Regions from separate parts of the Homo sapiens genome. Here all the other regions are linked to region 1. A link is a contact called in ENCODE Hi-C or POLR2A ChIA-PET data. All regions are on one chromosome and are shown on one strand. Each heading gives the region's core, a stretch centred on a gene start or an enhancer-like site at or near the end of the contact. The rest is flanking DNA. Distances are from core to core; before and after follow the strand shown.

Region 1 (3,157 bases), core at 546-3,045:
AAATGTTCTTTCTTGTGATTCTGGCAAGCAACAAAAAAAAGTAAACTAAGAGTAATTTCTTTAAACTGATGGAAAATATTTTCCCAATTTATGGGGGACATGTGACATTTATGCGGTATTTGTTCCACGCATAGAATGTGTGCTGATCAAGTCAGAGTATATGGGGTATTCACCACTTTGAGTATTTTTTATATCTATGTATTGGTAACATTTCAAGCCCTCTCCTAGCTATTTTGAAATATACATTGTTGCTGACTTTAGTCACCATATCCTAACAGTGACTTCAAGAGACAGTGGCATGTTAGGGCTCTGCCACACATTAAGGAAAATTCTACAGACTACATAGCTGACATCAGTGCACACACAACATAATACTCTGAATATATGTGAAACAAATTAAATTACAGACATGGCAGATTCGATTCATTTCCTACATTATTCAACTTTTCTGGTCAGAACAGATACAGAATGAGTAAATACAACCACTTCTTTTCTAACTAACCTCCCAATATAGGCAATGAGTTCTTAGCTAAATATAACCTATTCTTCAGAGTTTAACTGGGCATCAATTCTTTTTTTTTTCTTCTTGTTGAGACAAGGTCTTCCATTCTGTTGCCCAGAGTGCAATGATGGAATCATAGCTCCCTGCAGCCTCCAACTCCTGAGATCAAGCAATCCTCCCGCCTGAGCCTCCCAAGCAGCTGGGACTACAGGTACAGAGCACTGCACCTGGTTAATTTACTTCATTTTTTGTAGAAAGGGAGTCTGGCTTTGCTACCCAGGCTCTAGCTTCAATTTTCTACACAGAATTTACCCATCTGGCATTCCATATATTTTACTTACTTTAAAAAATCTCCCGTCAGTAAGTTTCAAGAGGGTAAATATTTTGTCTGTCTTGTTCACCGCATATCCCAACGCCTAAAATAGGGCCTAAGAGAGTAGGCACTCAAGTATTTGTTGATTGAAACCACGATAGAACTCTTCCCTGTCTGGACCACCGACACAAAGCACCCTCACTGAGTTTCAAAAAAAGCTCAGCCCATGGACTGGAACTTTTCTTCCCGGTTACTTGAGTCAGTCCAGAAAGCCACAGTTAATAGTAGAACCCTGAGAATGAGGCTTTCCCTTTTTTTTTTTTTCTTTCTCATCTCCATGCTTCTGTTTCCTTGGTTCCTCTTGACCATTAACCCTCTTCAACTACCACTCTCTTGATACACAGCCTGTAAAACAGTCTAAATTCCAATTTCAGAACTTCAAATTCTTTCTGCACAGATCCCTCCCACTTCCACACCAATCTACATCTTCTCTCTTCGCCTTCTCTCATAAATCCGACGTTTCCCACTAGTCCTGCCACTGCCGTTCTTTCCATGCCCTCATTTTATCAGCTCAGTTTGTCTTCCCGCCTCAGTTTTGGATCTCTCTAAACCTCCTAAACACCGGGGAGTCTTTCCTACTTCAGTCCTAGTCTCTATTCTATTCGCCAACTCCTCCCACTCATCCACTCTCAACACCCCCGCGTGCGCACACACAGCCACATCAGGTCTCCCCTCCTAGACCCCGAAGTCGGCACCTCACTAGCCCAAAACTCAAGAATGAGGAACCCGTGTGATCCACGGGTTAAGTGACCCATGATAGTAAATCTGCGTGAGAGATATAAGTGACCCACCTCTGAGGCCGAGGTTCCTGCCAGACGTCGTGTCTGGCGTGGGCCTGTACAACCCTAGAATCTTAAAGCAGCCGCATAGCGAAGCTCCTAGAAACGCAGATGATACGCTCCCAGCGCGCCGCCATCTTGTGAAGCCATCTAGCCTCGTGATTGGACACATCCCTCTCGCGCGACCTGTGGCTGATCTTGAAGAAAGAAGAAACCCTCGCGACACCTGGGGTTTGCTGCTCCTAACAGAAGGCGCGGGGGCGTGGTGACGAGCGGAGTCCTTTGAGGTATGGCAGGAGGAGGACATGCGTTCGAATTCGCGAGAAAACTTATTTAAAAGAAAAAGAAACAAGTTTTCCGGGCCCTGCTGCAGACTTACCTCTCACACTCACTGGGATTGGGCAGGTTATGAAGATGAGGGTACGAGACTTGGGTGTGATGGCGTGCAGTGAGCCCTTTTTGTGCAACAGGTGTGTCCTCAGCCGATGTCTCACTCACTGAATTGTAAGAGATATAAGCCTGTGGGTTGGGGAAGAGTACTCTCGTTTACAGCGAAAGAACTGAGGATCCGGCCGGACGCGGCGGCTCACGCTTGTAATCCCAGCACTTTGGGAGGCTGAGGCGGGCAGATCACCTGAGGTCAGGAGTTCAAGACCAGCCTGGACAACATGGTGAAACCCCGTCTCTACTAAAAATACAAAAATTAGCCGGGCGTGGTGGCGGGCGCCTGTAATCCCAGCTACTCGGGAGGCTGAGGCAGGAGAATCGCTTGAATCCGGGAAGCGGAGGTTGCAGTGAGCCAAGATCGCACCACTGCACTCCAGCCTGAGCGAAAGAGCAAGACTCTGTCTCAAAAAAAAAAAAAAAAGGGGGGGCCTGCCTACGTCCTCGTCGTTAATGTGAACGCTTCTGGCAAACTATTACCATAAAATTGGGAGATAGTAAGGATTAAGGAATGGAGACTTATACACAAGTGAGTACCAGTAGTCACCCAAGGAAAGCTGAGGAGGTGTTTTCATAATCTGTTGTGTAACAAACCGCCCCAAAACGTAAGACTTAAAACAACCACCATTTTACTTGCTCACAGTTCTGCAATCTGGGCTGGGATTAGCCCACCCGTTCTGCTGGTCTTGCCAGTGGTCATAGCAACAAGTGGGGGCTGGTTCCGCTGAAAGAACTGGGTCTCTCTCCCTGTAGTCCAAGTTCTCTCCCTGTCCACGTGGCCTTTCCATGTAATTTGTCTAGCAGAGTAGGATGACATTTTTTTTTTCCCCCGAGATGGAGTTTCTTATTGCCCAGGCTGGAGTGCAATGGCGCCATCTCGGCTCACTGCATGCAACCTCTGCCTCCTGGGTTCAAGCGATTTTCTTGCCTCAGCCTCCCAAGTAGCTGAGTAGCTGAGATTACAGGCGCCCGCCACCATGCCCAGCTAATTTTTTGTATTTTTAGTAGAGACGGGGTTTCATCCTGTTGGCCAGGCTGGTCTCAAACTCCTGACCTCAG
Region 2 (3,222 bases), core at 515-3,014, 490 kb after region 1:
CACTCCCCAAAGCGCTGTCCATCCACACTCCCGGCAGCACCCCAGGTAATTAGCAGACTGCGAGGAGGACCCGGTTAGATCCCCCAGGGGGCCTGGGTGAAGCAGGACCTTAGCTGGCCCCTGCAGGCTCAGGGGCTGTGGCAAAGAAGGCTGAGATTTCCTCTGGGACTGAGTAAGCCCCAGGAGGCCTCCACTGGGGAGGGTGAGCTGAAGAAAGAAGAGTATAAAGGAGGGACAGGGTTGGGTGTGTGCAGGAAGGGGTCCTCTTCTGTCCACGGAGGGGCCGGGCTGCCTGGGGTTCTGGTCCTGGCACTGCCTCTGCTGCGTGACCTTGTTCCTTCCCTCTCTGGGCCTCTAGTTTTGTCTGTGTGAAATGAGGAAGTTGGATTAGACACCTGCAGGCTGCTAGCCCTGACATCCTGCGGGAGGGAAGGAGGCGTGCTTGGGTGTGTGTGTGTGTGGTGGGTTGCAAGGTGCTTTGGGGAAACTCTATTTCAGGAGCCCTTTACTGGGTGCAGGTCAGCAGGGGAAGTGAAAAGGCCACTGGGCGACAGTGGTTACCCCTTACCAGCTGCTTGCTCATGCCAGGCACGGTGCTGGGTCCTTAGACGCACAGTCTTGAATCCTGACAAGCCCCTGGTGAGACAAGACCTCTCGCTAGAGGGAGGAAATGGAAGCTGAGAGCTGAACCCACTTAAGGCCTGAGGCCACAGAGCCAGGGAGCTGTGGCTGAGGTCCTGTCTGGGTCTGCTTGCGGTCTTGGTCATTGAGCCATCAGAGCAGGCGAGAAATTGGCTCCACGGAGTCGGGTGTGCACGAAGCATCACTCTGGATTATTTTTCAGAAATGAGTGTAGTCCTCATCCTGCCTGCTTGGAAGGAAAGTCCAGCTCAGCCATCACCAGGACTACCCCTTTCCCTCCCCCCTATCCCTGCCTCCCTCTCCGGAAGTCCTCAAAGGTGTCAGGAATCTCAGGTGAAGCCCACCGCCGGGGAGGGCCCTGTCTTTGTAGCCCCCTCCCCGTTTCCCGTCACGACTTGTCTGTTGCTCGGACGATGCTCTGTGTGCCACCGCGGCTCCCAGGCCACTCTTGGGCGTGGGGCCTTTGTCACGTTTGAAGCTTTCTGAGGTTCCCAGTGCATCCTCATGACCCACACCAAGCTCCTTCCTCCTTCCAGCCATGCAGGTCCCTTCCCCAGAGTCACCTGCATCTGCCTCTCTCCCTCCCTCCAAGCCCTCGCTGGAGGCCCTCGCTGCATTTAGAAAACAGGAAGGTGGGGCTGTGTTCAGGCAACTTCTGCTTTCAGTCCAGTGACCCAGATGTCCCCAAGAGGGGGGAACAACAAAGGCCTGGCCGCCTGGTTGGAATGGGGTCAAGAGAGGCGCACAATGAGGATGGAAGGTGAACGCACGTCGCAAGGAAGGGCCCTGTCCTCCGTGTGGCCCACAGGGCTCTGCTGTGGGACTGTCCAGCTGGAGGGTTGGATGGACTTGAGGATGTGTCTGAAGCCACTTACACGGTCGGCACAGACCACTCTAATGCAGGCTGGAGGAGGAGGGGGAGTGGGGTGGGAAGGGCAGAGCTGGGGCTGCCCTCTGGCCTCTGTCCCAGGTGCCCACGGTCTGCAGTCTCCCCATAGCCTTCCCACACCCCCACCCCTGATTCTGGCTCTGTGACTGAATTCTTGACCTGGGCCACCGGTGCCTGGTGGGTGGTGGTAGGGAACCGGGTTCAGCTGCTGGAGCCCAGCCAGAAATCACGTCAGCCGAACGCGCACCATTTCCTGACTCGGGGCACTGCAGTTTGGGCTGGGCAGACAGCCTGGAGCTTGAGAAGAGAAAGCCCGTATTGACCAGCTCTCTCCCGCTCCGTTTCCCCTCCGGACTCTGGCAGGGCCTTTCCTTGGCTCGGTGCCCAGCTGCCTGCTCACCCGGCCTGGCAGACTCTGCATCTGCTCCACTTCACAGGCCGGGGAGGCTGGCAGCACGCCAGGGCTGGGCTCACGTCAGCGGCTGTGTAGGGAAGGGAGGGCAGTCTCCCGAGAGCCTCACAGCCTCGTGGGCTGAGAATAGGTGAAGTCAGGGCACCTCTGTGCAGAGGGAAGGCGGGGTGTGGGGCCCGTCCCACGCCTGGGCGACCCCCATGCAGCGAACCTCGAGGCCGTCACTCTAAAGCTCAGTCTCACTCAGGGTGCCAGAGGTGCGCGCCCCACCCTCAGTTCCTAGCCTGGGCCTAGGACTGGCTGACCCCGTGTGTGGGGCCAGGGCTCCCGAACACGGGTCCACCGGCTGCACGAGAGTTTCCGGGGGGCCCTACCCTTCCGATTCGGCAGGTTTAGGCCAGAGCCCATGAACCCAGTCTGTATTTTTAAACACCTGAAGCAATTTTGAAGCAATTCTGATTTATGGCCGAGCTGAGGAGTCAGGCTTGGGAAGAGAACCCCAGAGACGGGTCGGGAGAGGTCTGGATGCTCTGTTCCTCTGCGGCTAATCACCTGTGGGACTTGGGGGCTTCTCTGTGTGTCTCTGGGCATCTGTTTCCTCATCAGGGAGAACAGTTCTCCCTGTGCCTTCTCAGTAGGATTAGCGTCACGGTCGAATGAGGTCACGAGATGCCATCTCCCGGGCACTTGTATGGCATTAAAATTAGGGTCCCAGCCCTGTCCAGTCATCTTGCCAAACCTGCTTCTGGCCTCCAGGAATGCAGATGAGAGGCTGCGGATGGCCCCACACCGTCCGGCCCCACTTCTAGGAACAGGGTCAGGGCCTGTGCTGGCGATGCTCACAGGAGTATTTTGTTTGTGTTCTGGGAAGAGGAGGAGGGAGAAGGTGAGTAGCTTTGTAAGGAGCGTGGCTCCCGTAGGGGCAGCGCTCGTCTCTTCCCTCCAGGTCCGTACCATGACTCTGTTTCACTCAGGTCTCTGTCACTGCGCGGGAAGATGTGCCCACCTTTGGTCCACCTCTGCCCAGTCCCCCCGTTTTCCAGAAGGTAGGACACTCTTCCTTCTGCCCCTCTCGCATCCACGATGCCAGGTCTCAGTGCTTGAGTAGCAATGGTTGGGATGGAGCCAAATTCAGGCTGGGAACATTAGGGAGCTCCTTTTGCAGGTTTTGGGGGGAACCTCCTTTCTTGGGGTCTCTCCCCACCTCTTTCATGCTGCCAGTCTGGCCCAGCATAGGACCACTTGTCAGGGTGTTTGACACTGGGGTTGCTTTTCTGCT
Region 3 (2,902 bases), core at 157-2,656, 300 kb before region 1:
CTCCGCAGAGAGCCTGGAGAGTCTGACCAGCAAAGAAACAGCAATCTTCCTACCTACCCCACTCTCAATCCCCCCCACCCCAATCCAGGCTCCCGAAGAAGAAAAACAAACAACAACAGAGCAGGCAATTGCACAAGAGCTGCAGAGTGAAGGCGAGGTGGACGGCAACGGCTTCTCGGCTGTGCCCCGTATCTCTTCCCAGAACACTGATGACAAAGCTGGAGACGTTACTCACATGCTGAGCCAGTCAGCCCCTCACCCAGGGCTGGTGCTGAGAAGTCTGACTAGAAACCGGCAGTCAACGCTGACACACTCATTTATAATAAAAGGTGTATATTAAACAAACTAGTCAAATCCTTAAACAAAAAGTAAGGGCAAAATGTGACTGTCATTCTTAATTGTCCATGCAAAATCCTCCCGGTTAAATTCCATGTGTCTCCTGGACTTTGATAAATGTTATTTCTCCTCTCAAGAACATGAACAGAGATACCGCTGTCGAAGTAGCTCTCTTGGAAAGAAACCTGATAAGAAAACCTGCTATGGCAGGTGAGTGAAACCTGTGACGGACACCATTTTGGGGGATGACCAGACTGGAACATAATATTTCACTGAGGCAGAGGGGTCTGTGGTTACTTTCTGCATGCCACATGTCTAGCCCTAAAGAACTGAGGAATGCTCTCGACAGGAAAAACACAGCAGCCAATGCTGCGATACCAAAGCCACAACTCCACGGGGCCCTGGAGCCTCTCAAACTAAGCTGCCAGCTAGGGAGCTAACACTAGCTTTGGATAAAACACAGCTCTGGTACAGTAATTAATTTTTTTCTTAACTAGGATTACATTAATTTTCAAGGACTAATGGAGTCCAGCTGTAATGTGAAGAGTGGCTGCTGATGCACAAAGGCACTTGTGCGTACATTATAAACACACACACACGCGCGCGCACACACACACACAGACCTATAAAAAGGATCTACTATAACAGGATATTTTTAGTTTCTACAATGCTGCACTAAAAATACAGTCCCGGCTGATACATCATGGCAGAACTATTCTCTCTCTGTCCCTTCAGGAACAGTTTAAAACATTTATTTTTGTTTCCTTTTGCGATGGTCAGAGTAGAGAGAGAAAATAGCAACTCATTGATAAGAGGAAACGAGACAGACATGAAAAATTGAAAACTACCTAAAAACTCATGGAGAGGTTTATTTTATTAGTTCTTAATAAATATCTTGCAGATTTCCTCAGGAAATACACCAGATCACATGTAAAATAGTTTGATACTGATGTCAACTGCATCAACATATGAAGTCTATTAGGGTGAAGCCGCAGCAGGGTGATCAGCGTGCTGAAAAACTCCACAGTACTTGTGTGTGTGGGGGGGGATCTCACGGCCTTCCAAATTCTTCGAGAGGTAAAAAAGTCAGCCAAGACGCAGAGAGAGAAAGAGAGAGAAAAAAAGATCCCACATCCTGCTTTCAGCTGCCAGCAATGTGAAGTGCCCAGAGATTAATTCTACGTCTGGCCTGGAAATGCGACTTTAAAGCATGAGGGAGGGGAGTGAGGGTGGGTGGGGGGCGGCGAGGAGGAAAGAGGAAAGAGAAGGGCAGGCTAACCGAGGCTGGCAGCAGGCCACCAACCCCTTCCCAAGCCATGTTTCAATGCAGACAGAAGTAAACCCCTATAGACAGCAGCGCCTCAGCCTGCCAGGGCCTTACACCAGCTGCAGTGCATCTCGCGCTCTCCCTCAGCCCTGAGTGCAGATGTTCCCCGCAGCATCACTTCCGCTACACTTTCTTTTAAAGAAACAGCGCACACATAGAGGTATTTCTGCCTCTTCCCAGTAGGCAGAAATTTTTGGCCTTCAGGGATCTCGGGCAAGGTGGAAACTCAGATGGCAGGTACCACGATGGTAAAGCAGCTACCCCAATCTCCCTTGGAAGGGACCAACCAAGGTATCCAAGGAATGGGGTCAAGAGCATTAGTGAGGTAATAGGAATTTTTTTTACAGATTTGGCTTTCTACTGTCTTCAGAGGGAGAGAGAGAGGTCCCCACAGTTTGGGGCTAAGAAAAGGGGGGGAAAAAGTAGGCTGAAGATTTAAACCGTGATTTCTCAAAGCAGTCTACTGTAACATTACCATCTCAAAGGGATTCTGATGACTTCATCATCATGGAAGTCTTACAGAATTTTTTAAAAATATAATTCTAAGGTATTAACATTTTGCAAGGCACAAATACTTACCTATAAGACATAATTTTTTTAAATCAACAATCTGTTAATTTCTTATTTGCCTAAACTCTTTATACATTTTCAGACCTTAGAAAATCAATCAATCAATCACTGATTAGGCACCTAACTTTTTCAAAATTTCTGGCCCTTTTTTGTGAGAATAAGCATCTAATTTTGGAGTTAGCCTTGAACATTGTTAGGAATTTGCTAAAATATTATATAGTCTCTTGTCCCCATGGAGACATACTCTAGTTGAGGGATTTATGCATTTTATGAAGCTAAAATAATTCCATTTTCAAGATGAGCTAAATATTCCCTAATTGATCTATGAGGTTGTTAGTTCTTCTGGAATGCAGGAAGAGTTAGAAGAATCAGTAATGTCAAAATGTCAAAAAAAAACAAGACAACTGGTATACCCTCAAAACCTAAGTTGCTTCTTTTGAAATTCAAGTTCAAAATAAGAAACAGAATCTTCCTTTATGGGAAGGGGAGAAACACTGGCAATCAGTGGCGAACACATTATGGCAGGAAAGTTTAATTCAACAAACATTTATTAAATGTATTCCATCCACAAGGTACTGGACGTAGAAACAGGTTTGGAAATGGTTAAGTAATTTGCATAACACAGCAAGTAAACAATCAGAATTAGAACCTAGTTTTATCTAATTTCAA
Region 4 (3,035 bases), core at 444-2,943, 300 kb after region 1:
TGAATGTCGGAGGGTAGAACCCAGCATCAGTACTTTTTTTTTTTTTTGAGATGGAGTCTCGCCCTGTCGCCCAGGCTGGAGTGCAGTGGTGCAATCTTGGCTCACTGCAACCTCCGCCTCCCAGGTTCAAGCGATTTCTCCTGCCTCCGTCTCCTGAGTAGCTGGGATTACAGGTGCATGCCACCATGCCCAGATAATGTTTTGTATCTTTAGTAGAGATGGGGTTTAGTAGCCATGTTGGCCAGGCTGACCTCGAACTCCTGACCTCGTGATCTGCCTGCTTCAGCCTCCCAAAGTGCTGGGAATACAGGCGTGAGCTGCGGTGCCCAACTATACTTTTAAAAGATCCCCCGTTCATTCCAATAGGCAGCCAAACCTGGGAAGCACTTCCCCAAGGGATACACAAGTGTGGTGACCGTCAGTGGTTGGGCAATGACTCAGGTCAGGCTGGATGTTAAAATGGGCTCCTGGTGGGCGTGAGCCCTCTGGGCCAGGGCTTCTGGTAACATTTGAGGCTGGCTGACTCTTTGTTTTACGGTGCCATCCTGTGCGTTGTAGGGTGTTGCGCAGCCTCTCTAGCCTGTATCCACAAGATGCCCACAACCCACCCCTCACTGTGATAATGAAAATGTCTCCAGGCCAGGCATGGTGGCTCACAAATCCCAGCACTTTGGGAGGCCCAGGCAGGTGGATCACCTGAGGTCAGGAGTTCGTCGAGACCAGCCGGGCCAACATGGTGAAACCCTGTCTCTACTAAAAAAGTACAAAAAATTAGCCGGGCATGGTGGCACGTGCCTGTAATCGTAGCTACTCGGGAGGCTGAGGCAGGAGAATCACTTAAACCCGGGAGGCGGAGGTTGCAGTGAGCCGAGATCGCACCATTGCACTCTAGCCTGGGCAACAGAGTGAGACTCCATCTCAAAAAAAAGAAAAAAGAAAAGAAAAAAAGAAAATGTCTCCAGACGTTGCTCTATTTCTGGGGCAGTGGTATAAAATCTCCCCGACTCCGTTGAAAACTACTGTTCTAGGCCTAGTAGGTTCACCTTGACAGCATTCTCAAATATTCACAGAAGAAAAGGGGCAAAGGACACCAAGTGGGGACCCCAGCTTACTGATTGATTTGTGGGCTTGGCAGTCAGGCAGCCTCTGTTTAAATCCTGACTCTACCAGCTGGGTGACCTTGGACAAGTTACTTAACCTCTCTGTGCCTCTGTCAGTTCTGGTTTTGTTTTCTCACAATCGTGCCTCCTCTTGATCTTCAGCTGCAGCCCGAGGGTGGAACTTGCTGTGTGTGGCTGGGCACTTTCGCCTGTGGCTGTGCTGCTCTGCCCACAGGGAACATGCCTTTGCTGCCCCTTCCCTGTCAGCATCAGGGTCACAACCTGCCCGTCCTTCCAGGGCCAGCTTCCATGCAGCTTCCTCCACGCACAGCCCCTTCCCCATCGGCATGGAAGGCTCTCTTCCTTGTGCCCCTGGGGCAGCCGGAACCTCAGGTCACATGCAGCTCCTCCCGCGCCGTGGGGATCTGGTGGTTTCTGTCTGAGTTCCTCCCCACTTGGGGTCTGAGACCGTGGGAGCCTCTAGCGTGCCCAGCTCGGGCTGTCTCACTGTTTGTTACCCAGGTGAGGTGGCTGTCCCCTCCCTACCTTGGGTTGAGCTGTGAACCAGTAGGTTACCGCAGTGTGGTACCACCCCCCCCAACCCCAACACCCAGCTCATTCTGAGAGGGTGGAGTGGGCGGAAATCCGTGCCTGGCAGACCACAAAGCCACATAACTGACTTTTGTAGCCCTGCCCTGGGGTGTTGGGGGGGAGGGTTGACGGCAGCCATTGCCCCTTTCTTCGGTGCTTTGCCACCAGCAGACGCCCCGTGGAATTGAGGAGCTTTGTTCTACGAGCTCGGGAACGGGACTTGGGAGGGACAGCCCCTGTCCCACCCTGCCATGCCCTGTTCAACCCTGTCAGGCAGCTGAACGTAGGCTGGACCCATGGCTGCCCACCCTGGCTGCAGTACAGAATCACCTAGGGGACCTCGTTAAAATGCAGCTTCCGGACCCCACCCTGGGGCTTGGGGATTCTGCCTCATCAGCCTGGGTGGGGCCCAGGAAACCTGTGTGTTACCAGCGCTGAGGTGCTGCTGATGAGGCAGCTGGCTTCACAGCTGCACGGGAACCAGTGCCGTTTAAAGCACTTTCCCCCACAGTGCGGCTCCAGCAGTCAGGTTCACGTACTCTGGGTGACCTGGGGCAGGCTGCGCAACCTCTCTGTGCCCCAGTTTCTTTGTCTGAGGATAATAACAGTACCTGCACGTGGGTGCGCTTGTTGTGAGGCTTAAATGAGATTATCCAGGTGAAATGGGAACAGAGTGCCTGGTACCTAGTGCTCAACACATGTAACCTGCCTTAACATCTCTGATATTATTATTATTATTATTATTATTATTATTATTATTATTATTGAGACAGAGTCTCGCTTTGTCACCCAGGCTGGATTGCAGTGGCATAATCTCAGCTCACTGCAACCTCCACCTCCCCGGTTCAAGCGATTCTCCTGTCTCAGCCTCTTGAGTAGCTGGGATTACAGGCGCGCACCACCACGCCCAGCTAATTTTTGTATTTTTAGTAGAGATGGGGTTTCACCACGTTGACCAGGCTGGTCTTGAACTCCTGACCTCAGGTGATCCGCCCACCTTGGCCTCCCAAAGTGCTGGGATTACAGGCGCGAGCCACCGCACCCGGCCCCATTTCCGATATTAACAACAGTCCTGGGCTGTGCGGTCACACACGTGTAACTGTGCGATGTGCCCTCGTGCCTGCAGGCGTACCTACGCAGGCACACTGAGCATTGTGTACCGGGACCCAGGCCTCCCTGCTGAGGACAGAGCATCCCTGTGGTACATGCGTGGACGCAGTCACTGGCTGGACGTGGTCAGAAGGGCAGACGTGTGTGTACACAAGGCCCAGACAAGCGGGTTTTTATTTGATTCACACTCTGACCTTATTCCTTGAGTTAGCAGCACCTGGGCTGAGCTCTGGG
Region 5 (3,273 bases), core at 23-2,522, 460 kb before region 1:
CCATGGGGGCCAGAGGACAGCGCGGGGGGCGGCGAGCGCGGTTGCTAAGCTCTCCAAGGCCTCGGAGGGACAGGATCTGGGCGCACCTCACCGGTTGCCATGGTAACGCAGCGCCCCAGCCCCTCGCGCTCCGCGGTGGAGGGAGGCGCAGCCAATCGGAAGCGGCGGAGTTCTCGGGGACCCCCCCCCCCCCCGCTCCACGCCGTGTGTGGGCGGGGGTCAGGAGGTGCGGGGCGGAGGCGGAGCGTGGGCCGCGGAGATCCGGCGTTCGCAGGAGGCTTGGTGCGCGGCGGGGCTGCACGGGGCCACTTCCGGAGTAGTACTGCGAGCAGCGGCGCGACAGTGCGGGGTCCCCTTTCTCCCAGAAGAGACGTCACCCACACAAACCTGACCTTCACGTGGGGCGCGGGACCTTGCGGGGTCCCAGCCGCAGGCGCCCCTGTTGTTTCCTTCGGGCGGGTGGGTTGGAGAAGAAGTCCACGCGGGATTCTTCAAAACGGCGTACAGGGGGATTCTAGGGCCCCATGGTTACTTCTTTGGACCCCCCGGAGGCGCTGTCCAGCCACTTCCAGTCGCCCTGATGACTCGTCGTGGGTTCCTTTAGGAGACCCGAAAGTTCAGGGCGGGCTGTGTGGGTAACACCTCTGCCCAGGTTCCCGGAGGGCCCTACGTGGCTGCCCCTGGAGTATCCCAGAGCGCTAGGGCTGCGGGAAGGGGCGGGTGTGCTTCTGGAAACATGAGCGCCTGTTAGTATCAGTGCCTGGATAGGGCTGGGGACAAATCAGTTTATGCCGCGCACACCGAATCCATGCGCCTGAGTGAGGGTGGGTGTGTTGGGGAGTGCGTCCAAGTGGACAGTGCCGTACAGTAATGTCTACGGGGAGTTCCAGGAGAGCTCGGCTACTCCTGCGCAGGATAACCTCTCCCCCACCACCCGAGTCCCGTGCTCGCGGGCAGGACTTTTCCGAACTGGGGCTGTGTGCCTAGAAATACGTACATGGGAGCGCTCAGCTCAAAGCCCCAGGGTTTCTGGGACTCGCGTGTCCGGGGTCGGGGTCCCAGGTGGGTACAGGTGGGAGGGCGAACCTGCGGGTAGGGTGGGCCCCTCCCCGCGGGCTCAGCATCTGTGCGCCTCCAGCTCAGGTGCGCGGGAGGAAGGCAGCGGCCTGCCGCGCAGAGCCCTGCGCGCCCGCGAGGTGGCGCCATAGCCGCAGCAGCGCCCGCCGGCCCGGGCCGCTCCAGATAAGAGTGTGCGGAAAGCGCGGCGGGGCTGAGACGCGACCAGGACGCGGGGAGGACGGACCAGCAGGACAGACCGACCGGGGGCCCGGCGGGCGGAGGGCAGCGCAGCCACGTCCCCCCTGGATCCGCCGTCAGCCGGGCCCGGGGCTTTCGACATGCCCCCCAGGTGGGTCCTCGAGCCGGGGACCGGGAGGGACGGGGGACCCGGGACAGCCCGGTCCTCGTGCGTCGGCCGCCTCGGGTGCATCTTCTGGCGCGGGTGCCCCATCGCGGCTGGCGGCTGGCGTTCAGGGCTCCGGGTGTCGTCCCTTTCGGACTCAGGACCACCGGGCCGCGGCTCCGCGCCGGGTTCACGGCGGGGTCAGCGGCCCGGGGCCGGCTCTGCCCGCACATGGGCTGGAGAGGCGAGGGGAAGGGAAGGGAAGGGGAGCTGGCGGGCGGGGCTGGCAGGGGCGCTGCCCTGGCACAGCTCGGGGCCTGGCAGCGGCGGGTGGGGCATCGGCTAAGAGCTGCCACCGCCGCGGGGAGGGGAGCCCGGCCCGCCGGGACCGCAGGTAACGGGCCGCGGGGCCCCGCGGGCCAGGAGGGGAACGGGGTCGGGCGGGCGAGCAGCGGGCAGGGGAGCTCAGGGCTCGGCTCCGGGCTCTGCCGCCGGATTTGGGGGCCGCGAGGAAGAGCTGCGAGCCGAGGGCCTGGGGCCGGCGCACTCCTCCCGCCCTGTCTGCAGTTGGAAAACTTTTCCCCAAGTTTGGGGCGGCGGAGTTCCGGGGGAGAAGGGGCCGGGGGAGCCGCGGAGGGAGGCGCCGGGCCCGCGCGTGTAGGGCCCAGGCCGAGGCCGGGACGCGGGTGGGGCGCAGGCCCGGGTCAGGGCCGCAGCCGGCTGTGCGCCGTGCCCGCCCGGGGCGCTGCCCCCTCCCTCCCCTGGGAGCTGCGTGGCTCCCCCCTCCCCCCCACCTGCTTCCTGCCTCAGCCTCCTGCCCCGATATAACGCCCTCCCCGCGCCGGGCCCGGCCTTCGCGCTCTGCCCGCCACGGCAGCCGCTGCCTCCGCTCCCCGCGCGGCCGCCGCCCGGGCCCCGACCGAGGGTTGACAGCCCCCGGCCAGGGCGGCGCCAGGGCGGGCACCGCGCTCCCCTCCTCCGTATCACTTCCCCCAACTGGGGCAACTTCTCCCGAGGCGGGAGGCGCTGGTTCCTCGGCTCCCTTTCTCCCTACTTGGGTAAAGTTCTCCGCCCTGAATGACTTTTCCTGAAGCGGACATTTTACTTAAATCGGGTAACTGTCTCCAAAAGGGTCACTGCGCCTGAACAGTTTTCTTCTCGGAAGCCCCAGCACCCAGCCAGGTGCCCTGGGGCGTGCAGGCCGCCCTGGCCTCCCCTCCACCGGCGGCCGCTCACCTCCTGCTCCTTCTCCTGGTCCGGGCGGGCCGGCCTGGGCTCCCACTCCAGAGGGCAGCCGGTCCTTCGCCGGTGCCCAGGCCGCAGGGCTGATGCCCCCGCTCAGCTGAGGGAAGGGGAAGTGGAGGGGAGAAGTGCCGGGCTGGGGCCAGGCGGCCAGGGCGCCGCACGGCTCTCACCCGGCCGGTGTGTGTCCCCGCAGGAGAGTGTGCTGGGCAGACGATGCTGGACACGATGGAGGCGCCCGGCCACTCCAGGCAGCTGCTGCTGCAGCTCAACAACCAGCGCACCAAGGGCTTCTTGTGCGACGTGATCATCGTGGTGCAGAACGCCCTCTTCCGCGCGCACAAGAACGTGCTGGCGGCCAGCAGCGCCTACCTCAAGTCCCTGGTGGTGCATGACAACCTGCTCAACCTGGACCATGACATGGTGAGCCCGGCCGTGTTCCGCCTGGTGCTGGACTTCATCTACACCGGCCGCCTGGCTGACGGCGCAGAGGCGGCTGCGGCCGCGGCCGTGGCCCCGGGGGCTGAGCCGAGCCTGGGCGCCGTGCTGGCCGCCGCCAGCTACCTGCAGATCCCCGACCTCGTGGCGCTGTGCAAGAAACGCCTCAAGCGCCACGGCAAGTACTGCCA

Evidence for each region. A loop is a pair of places that touch in the nucleus more often than their neighbours do. ChIA-PET counts read pairs that join two places held with the same protein, here RNA polymerase II (POLR2A). Pooled maps may share reads with other maps.
Region 2: a loop to region 1 is called in a pooled map, with 9 times the contacts of the local background. The contact joins the enhancer-like site here to the promoter of METTL16 in region 1. A Hi-C loop is called at or near these places in 6 of 50 pooled maps. POLR2A ChIA-PET finds 5 or more read pairs at or near these places in 2 of 52 experiments (activated CD8-positive, alpha-beta memory T cell and activated T-cell).
Region 3: a pooled map shows a loop between it and region 1 (4-fold over the local background). The contact joins the enhancer-like site here to the promoter of METTL16 in region 1. A Hi-C loop is called at or near these places in 6 of 50 pooled maps. POLR2A ChIA-PET finds 5 or more read pairs at or near these places in 2 of 52 experiments (activated CD8-positive, alpha-beta T cell and activated naive CD4-positive, alpha-beta T cell).
Region 4: a pooled map shows a loop between it and region 1 (4-fold over the local background). The contact joins the enhancer-like site here to the promoter of METTL16 in region 1. A Hi-C loop is called at or near these places in 7 of 50 pooled maps. POLR2A ChIA-PET finds 5 or more read pairs at or near these places in 5 of 52 experiments (CD4-positive, alpha-beta T cell, CD4-positive, alpha-beta memory T cell, CD8-positive, alpha-beta T cell and 2 more).
Region 5: a loop to region 1 is called in a pooled map, with 4 times the contacts of the local background. The contact joins the promoter of HIC1 here to the promoter of METTL16 in region 1. A Hi-C loop is called at or near these places in 7 of 50 pooled maps. POLR2A ChIA-PET finds 5 or more read pairs at or near these places in 2 of 52 experiments (BJ and activated B cell).

What each region holds. Positions count from the first base shown.
Region 1 is chr17:2,510,093-2,513,249 of GRCh38, forward strand. METTL16 (methyltransferase 16, RNA N6-adenosine) reads right to left here and starts at 1,796. Exons shown (of 10, transcript NM_024086.4): 1 at 1,667-1,796. RefSeq lists enhancers at 1,667-1,876, 1,947-1,996.
Region 2 is chr17:3,002,452-3,005,673 of GRCh38, forward strand. RAP1GAP2 (RAP1 GTPase activating protein 2) reads left to right here. Exons shown (of 25, transcript NM_015085.5): 15 at 2,918-2,989. Among named protein-coding and RNA genes, the nearest start is that of RAP1GAP2-AS1, 38 kb to the left of the region's middle. RefSeq lists enhancers at 88-257, 1,168-1,297, 1,468-1,517. Within about 2 kb of position 1,765, at least 37 of the 41 ENCODE cell types and tissues checked have a DNase peak (open chromatin) inside an H3K27ac peak, as active enhancers do.
Region 3 is chr17:2,214,290-2,217,191 of GRCh38, forward strand. All of the region lies in intron 10 of SMG6 (SMG6 nonsense mediated mRNA decay factor), which reads right to left. Among named protein-coding and RNA genes, the nearest start is that of SMG6, 88 kb to the right of the region's middle. RefSeq lists enhancers at 1-308, 663-1,511, 1,874-2,083 and a silencer at 1,514-1,563. Within about 2 kb of position 1,407, at least 33 of the 41 ENCODE cell types and tissues checked have a DNase peak (open chromatin) inside an H3K27ac peak, as active enhancers do.
Region 4 is chr17:2,813,043-2,816,077 of GRCh38, forward strand. All of the region lies in intron 2 of RAP1GAP2 (RAP1 GTPase activating protein 2), which reads left to right. Among named protein-coding and RNA genes, the nearest start is that of RAP1GAP2, 18 kb to the left of the region's middle. Within about 2 kb of position 1,694, at least 10 of the 41 ENCODE cell types and tissues checked have a DNase peak (open chromatin) inside an H3K27ac peak, as active enhancers do; they include CD4-positive, alpha-beta T cell, CD8-positive, alpha-beta T cell and OCI-LY7, where a contact is called at or near this core.
Region 5 is chr17:2,053,831-2,057,103 of GRCh38, forward strand. It overlaps HIC1 (HIC ZBTB transcriptional repressor 1), which reads left to right and starts at 1,273. Exons shown (of 2, transcript NM_006497.4): 1 at 1,273-1,408; 2 at 2,841-3,273. The coding sequence starts at 2,861. RefSeq lists silencers at 1-306, 1,057-1,556, 1,697-1,746, 1,787-2,196, 2,247-2,366 and 2 more.